2 separate regions of the Homo sapiens genome follow, and region 1 is linked to region 2. A link is a loop called in an ENCODE intact Hi-C map of the cell type or tissue named here. Cell type or tissue: Caco-2. All regions are shown on one strand. Links, peaks and the distances in the headings refer to the core of each region. The heading gives the core; the rest is flanking DNA.

Region 1 (2,912 bases), core at 192-2,691, 53 kb before region 2:
CCCTCCTCCACTCCCTAACCCTTTCTCCCAGGCTCCTTCTCCAAACTCAAACTTCTCTGGCCTTGTGTATCTTCATGCTCCCAGCTTTGTAGATCTTCATCTCTAGGACAGTCATTCATTCATTCATTCATTCATTCATCCAACAAGCATGTTCTGGCTGAGCGCGGTGGCTCACGCCTGTAATCCCAGCACTTTGGGAGGCCGAGGCGGGCGGATCACGAGGTCAGGAGTTCGAGACTAGCCTGGCCAACATGGTGAAACCCCCATCTCTACTAAAAATACAAAAATTAGCGGTGTGGTGGCGGGCGCCTGTAATCCCAGCTACTTGGGAGGCTGAGGCAGGAGAATCGTTTGAACAGAGGTTGCAGTGAGCCGAGATCGTGCCATTGCACTCCAGCCTGAGCGACAGGGCAAGACTCGGTCTCAAACCCCCCCCCCAAAAAAAACACACAAAAACCATGTTCTGACTCCCTCCTCCGTCCCATGCCTTGTGCTGAACGCTGAGGTTACAGAAATGAACAGGCCATGGCCTCTGTACTCAAGGAGGCCTTATACTCTGAGACAGGGAAGCAACGTCTTCTTTACATTGCAGTAAGTCAATGGCCACAAGGGATAACGGGACAGGATGCATTGGAACTTAGAGGAAGGGCCTGCCGGGTGGCATCACAGAAATCTCTACAGACTAGGTGGCATTTGAGTAGGTGGGGGTGGAAGCGGAGACCGAGGGGACACTCCAGGTAGAGGGACTGTCATGTGCAAAATCTTGGGAAATGGGAGAGCACAACATGTGTTTGAGAACCAGCCTTTTTTTTTTTTCCTTTTTTTTTTCTGCTGGAGAGTTCACTGGGAAGTGGAGGTGGAGCCGTGGAAATAACCACAGGGTCAGGAAGGGGACCTTAGGTGACGTGGATGTAAGGAAGCTGAGTTGACCACGGAGTCCAGTGCTTCCCTAACTCCAGCCATTAGGAAAACTCCATCAGTTTTGCCATCTATTTAACATTTCCTTGTAATTAATTCACTTTTACAAAATCTTAAATAGAAAGGAAAAGGCATAATGTCCATTTAATCATGTGCTCAGTATTTATAGTTTTCTAATACATATTCAGACTCAACTACTGTTAAAAAGAAAAGGTGTTGATCAGGTCACCCAAGGTCTTCTGCTCCTACTGGTGGCACTGAGGGTGCGCTTCAGAGAAATCTACTGTGGATAGTAGGTGAAGAGGAGCCACTGAGGGTTATACCTCCTTTGGAAACCACCAAGCCCCAACTCCTTCTGTTACAGGAAAGGGGTCTGGATCCATATCCCACCAGAGGGTTCTTGGATCTTGCACAAGAAATAATTTAGGGTGAGTCCACAGAGTAAAGTGAAAGCAAGTTTATTAAGAAAGTAAAGGAATAAAAGAATGGCTACGGACAGAGCAGCCCCAAGGGCTACTGGTTGCTCATTTTTCTGGTTATTTCTTGATGATATGCTAATCAAGGGGTGGATTATTCATGCCTCCCCTTTTTAGACCATATAGGGTAACTGCCTGACATTGCCATGGCATCAGTTTACAGATGGGAGTGTAGCAGTGAGGACGACCAGAGGTCACTCTCATCACCATCTTGGTTTTGGTGGGTTTTAGCTGGCCTCTTTACTGTAACCTGTTTTATCAGCACGGTATTTATGACCTGTGTCTTGTGCTGACCTTCGATCTCATCCTGTGACTTAGAATGCCTTAACCATCTGGGAATGCAGCCCAGTAGGTCTCAGCCTCATTTTACCCAGCTCCTATTCAAGATGGAGTTGCTCTGGTTCAAACACCTCTGACACTTCCACACCTTAGACCTTCCTACTTTCTCCACTGCCCATTCTATTAGTTACTGCAGCCTTGACCTCCTGGGCTCAAACAATCCTCTTGCCTCAGCCTCTCAAAGTGCTGGGATTACAGGCAATAGCCACTGGCCTAATTCCACAAACAAAATAAAATACCATAGACTGGGTGGCTTAAACAACTAAAATTTATTTTCTCATGGTTCTGGAGGCTGCAAGTTTGAGATCAGGATGCTAGCACGGTTGGTTTCTGGTGAGGGCTCCCTTCCTGGCTTGTAAATAGCCACCTTCTGGCCACGTCTTCATATGTGCTCCTTGGTGCAGAGAGAAAGAACAAGCTTTCTGGTGTCTCTTCTTATAAGTACGTTAATCCTGGAAGCTGGGCAGGGAGGTGCAAGGCTGTAATCTCAGCTACTTGGGAGCTCACATGGAAGACTTGATTGAGCCCAGAAGTTTGAGTCCAGCCTGGGCAACACAGTGAGACCCGACATCTAAAAAACAAAAGAAGGGCCAGGCTCGGTGGCTCACTCCTGTAATCCCAGCACACTGGGAAGCTGAGGCGGGAGTATTGCTTCAGCCCAGGAGTTCAAGACCAGCCTGGGCAACATAGTGAGACCCTGTCTCTACAAAAAGTAGCCTGGCATGGTGGCATGTGCCTTTAGTCCCAGCTACTTGGGAGGCTGAGGTGGGAGGATTGCTTGAGCCCAGGAGGTTGAGGCTGCAGTGAGCCGTGATCATGCAACTGCACTCCAGCCTGGGCAACAGAGCAAGACCCTGTCTTAAAAAAATAAAAAAGTAAAAAAACAAAAAAGGACACTAGTCCTATCAAATCAGAGCCCTACCCTTATGGCCTCATTTAACCTTAATTACTTCCTTAGCGGTCCATCTCCAAACACAGCCACACTGGGAGTTAGGCTTCAGCATATGAATTTTGGAGAGACACAAACATTTAGTCCATAACACCCATGTTTGGGGGAAGGGGTTTGCTTGGGAGGTGCCTGAGGGGTTGAACCTTGAATTCATTCATTTATATTTATTTATTTATTTTTGAGACAGGGTCTTACCCTGTCACCCAGGCTTGAGCGCAGTGGTGCAAACA
Region 2 (2,912 bases), core at 223-2,722:
CTCCGAGGTTAAGATTTTGTTTGTCTTACTCATTAGAATTTGCAACCTTTTTTCTCATTTCAAATTTTGATCAGGGAGAAAATAGTTTCTCTCCGAAAAGAGAAAGTGAAATCTTTGTGGCTTCAGTGTCAAATCTGTAATCTTTCAAACTGGCCAGGTTCTGAGGCTCGGTTCAATGGTCTAAAACTGAGTGTTCCTCCTGAAGGCAAGATCCACATGAAAACATAGGCTGGATTTGTGTTTAACACTGTGGCGCGCCTCTTCATGCAAATATTTAGAAAACTGGTCATGCATAACTTGTGATGACCCAGCTTATAATGGCCAAAATGGAGGACTTTGAAATGCCTACATGAGTTCATCTGCATGCACAACTGGAAAAAGCTGGTTTTAGGAGCAGACAAATGGGGCCGGGCGTGGTGGCTCACGCCTGTAATCCCAGCACTTTGGGAGGCAGAGGCGGGCGGATCACTTAAGGTCAGGAGTTTGAGGCCAGCCTGGCCAACATGGCAAAACCCCATCTCTACTAAAAATACAAAAATTAGCCGGGCGTGGTGGCAGTCGCCTGTAATCCCAGCTACTTAGGAAGCTGAGGCAGGAGAATTGCTTGAACCCGCGAGGCAGAGGTTGCAGTGAGCCAAGATCACACCACTGTACTCCAGCACGAGACTCTGTCTCCAAAAAAAAGAACTAAACAAATGGAATGAGCGACTTACTTCCAATAGCACCTAGAAGCTTCTAAAAGACATTCTGAGAGAAAAAATTGCCTCCATTCAAGAGGTAAACAAAAGGATATTTGAAACTAGTTCTAAATTAAGAAAGACTTCGGAGGCTTTTTCTCTTTCTCCTCCAGCTGCCCCTTCGTCCTCTCCCCTGCGATCTGAACTCACCTCTCTCTGCTAGTTCCCTCGGCTCCCATACATCTCTCAGGCAGAGATTTTTGGAATTCCACAATACACACATTTCCTTCTCTCCAAAGGGGGGAATGTGTCTAAATTTGGAACAAAGGAAACAAATGGAACCACTTCACAATGAGAATGACTTACTAACATTATAAAATACAGATCCAACATTTTTTTTTCTCTAAACAAGGATGAATGAATGACACTGATGATTTATTGACCCAATATCGGACAATACCCTTTAAAAGCCCTGCTGGACTTCACAGTCCCTTGGAGATGTAAATCTTACCAGGTATTTGAAATGTTAACTTCCAGGGAATTGGCTAAGCCATGTTCTAGTTGAGATCAGATCTGAAACAAGTTAAAATCCTTTACATGTTCAAACTGCCTGCTTTGCTTCTGCTGCAGGCCTCACAAAGCAATGGGATCTGGTGGCTATGATTCCGGGCATTCACAGCGGCAGCCCGGGTTGGACTCCTGGTCAGGGAACCAGTCTTGTTTGTTTTAAATTATTGGAGTGACTCTTCACCTTTTGGGTAGCCATTTGTTATTGGTCCTCGTCCTTCCCATGGGCAGCTTCCGATTTCCTGTTTTTTCCCATCTGTGGGGCATATGGGGATTTTGAGCCTTTATGCATAGGTGGTCGGCTGAGAAGGTGACATCCTGGAATATGGCTGGACAGAAATGTGGGTCACGCTCCATTTGCAGCTTGTGATGTCAGAGGCATTTGAACCAGAGCAATTCCATCTTGAATGACCTACTGGGCTGCATTCCCAGACGGTTACGGAATTCTGAGTCACAGGATGAGATAGGAGGTTGGCACAAGATACAGGTCATAAAGACCTTGCTGATAAAACAGTTTGCAGTAAAGAAGCCGGCCAAACCCCACCAAAACGAAGATGGCGGCGAGAGTGACCTCTGGTCGTCCTCACTGCTACACTCCCATCAGCACCGTGACAGTTTATAAATGCCATGGCAACGTCAGGAAGTTACCCCATATGGTCTAAAAAGAGGAGGCATGAATAATCCACCCCTTGTTTAGCATATCATCAAGAAATAACCATAAAAATGGGCAACTAGCAGCTCTCGGGGCTGCTCTGTCTATGGAGTAGCCATTCTTTTATTCCTTTACTTTTTTAACAAATTTGCTTTCACTTTACTCTATGGACTCACCCTGAATTATTTCCTGCGTGAGATCCAAGAACCCTCTCCTGGGTCTCGATCGGGACCCCTTTCCAGTAACAGTGAGACTTTTCCTTCTTTGAGCTGTCTTTAGGGTGGTTCTGGATCTCGTGAGGATCACTTTGCACTTCTTTGGAGATGTCTTGTGTGTTCTTGGCTAAGTCATAACCTTGGTTAAGGGTTACTGGTTTTGGTGAGTCACTTGAAAAGGAACTTTTTTTTTTTAAGGTGAATTAAATGTTCATAAATGATAGGCCTTCAGGTAAAGTAGCCTTTCTTCTTTTTCAGAGCTATCCATGCTGAGTCCAGGCATGGAGAATGCTTTCTTTGCTTCAGGGTGAAGCTCTTTAATAAGCTTCACCCTGAAGTCAGTTATGTGATCAAGAAACAAGCTAAGACCGGGCACGGTGGCTCATGCCTGTGATCCCAGCATTTTGGGAGGCCAAGGCAGATGGATCATCTGAGGTCAGGAGTTCGAAACCAGCCTGGCCAACATGGTGAAACCCCGTCTCTACTAAAAATACAAAAATTATCCAGGCATGATGGTGGGTGCCTGTAATCCCAGATACTTGGGAGGCTGAGGCAGGAGAATCACTTGAACCTGGGATGTGGAGGTTGCGGTGAGGCAAGATCATGCCATTGCACTCCAGCCTGGGCAATAAGAGCAAACCTCCATCTCAAAACAACAACAACAACAACAAAAAAAAACAATTAGCCAGGCACGGTGGTGCACGCCTGTAATCCCAGTTACTCAGGAGGCTGAGGCAGGAGAATTACTTGAACCCTGGGGAGGCAGAGGTTGCAGTGAGCCAAGATTGCACCACTACACTC

Evidence for each region. Peaks named below come from ENCODE experiments on the same cell type or tissue, not always from the same donor. Only the 100,000 strongest peaks of a DNase experiment are listed, where the experiment ranks them.
Region 1: it touches region 2 in a loop (9-fold over the local background); 11 of 110 quality-filtered maps call a loop at or near these places.

The regions. Positions count from the first base shown.
Region 1 is chr11:67,509,255-67,512,166 of GRCh38, forward strand. No RefSeq gene overlaps it. Among named protein-coding and RNA genes, the nearest start is that of CDK2AP2, 2.5 kb to the left of the region's middle. In Caco-2, for the core only: no CTCF peak of the experiment used is centred there; a DNase peak (open chromatin) is centred at 1,627.
Region 2 is chr11:67,562,177-67,565,088 of GRCh38, forward strand. No RefSeq gene overlaps it. Among named protein-coding and RNA genes, the nearest start is that of GSTP1, 20 kb to the right of the region's middle. RefSeq lists an enhancer at 808-2,007. In Caco-2, for the core only: no CTCF peak of the experiment used is centred there; DNase peaks (open chromatin) are centred at 362 and 1,695.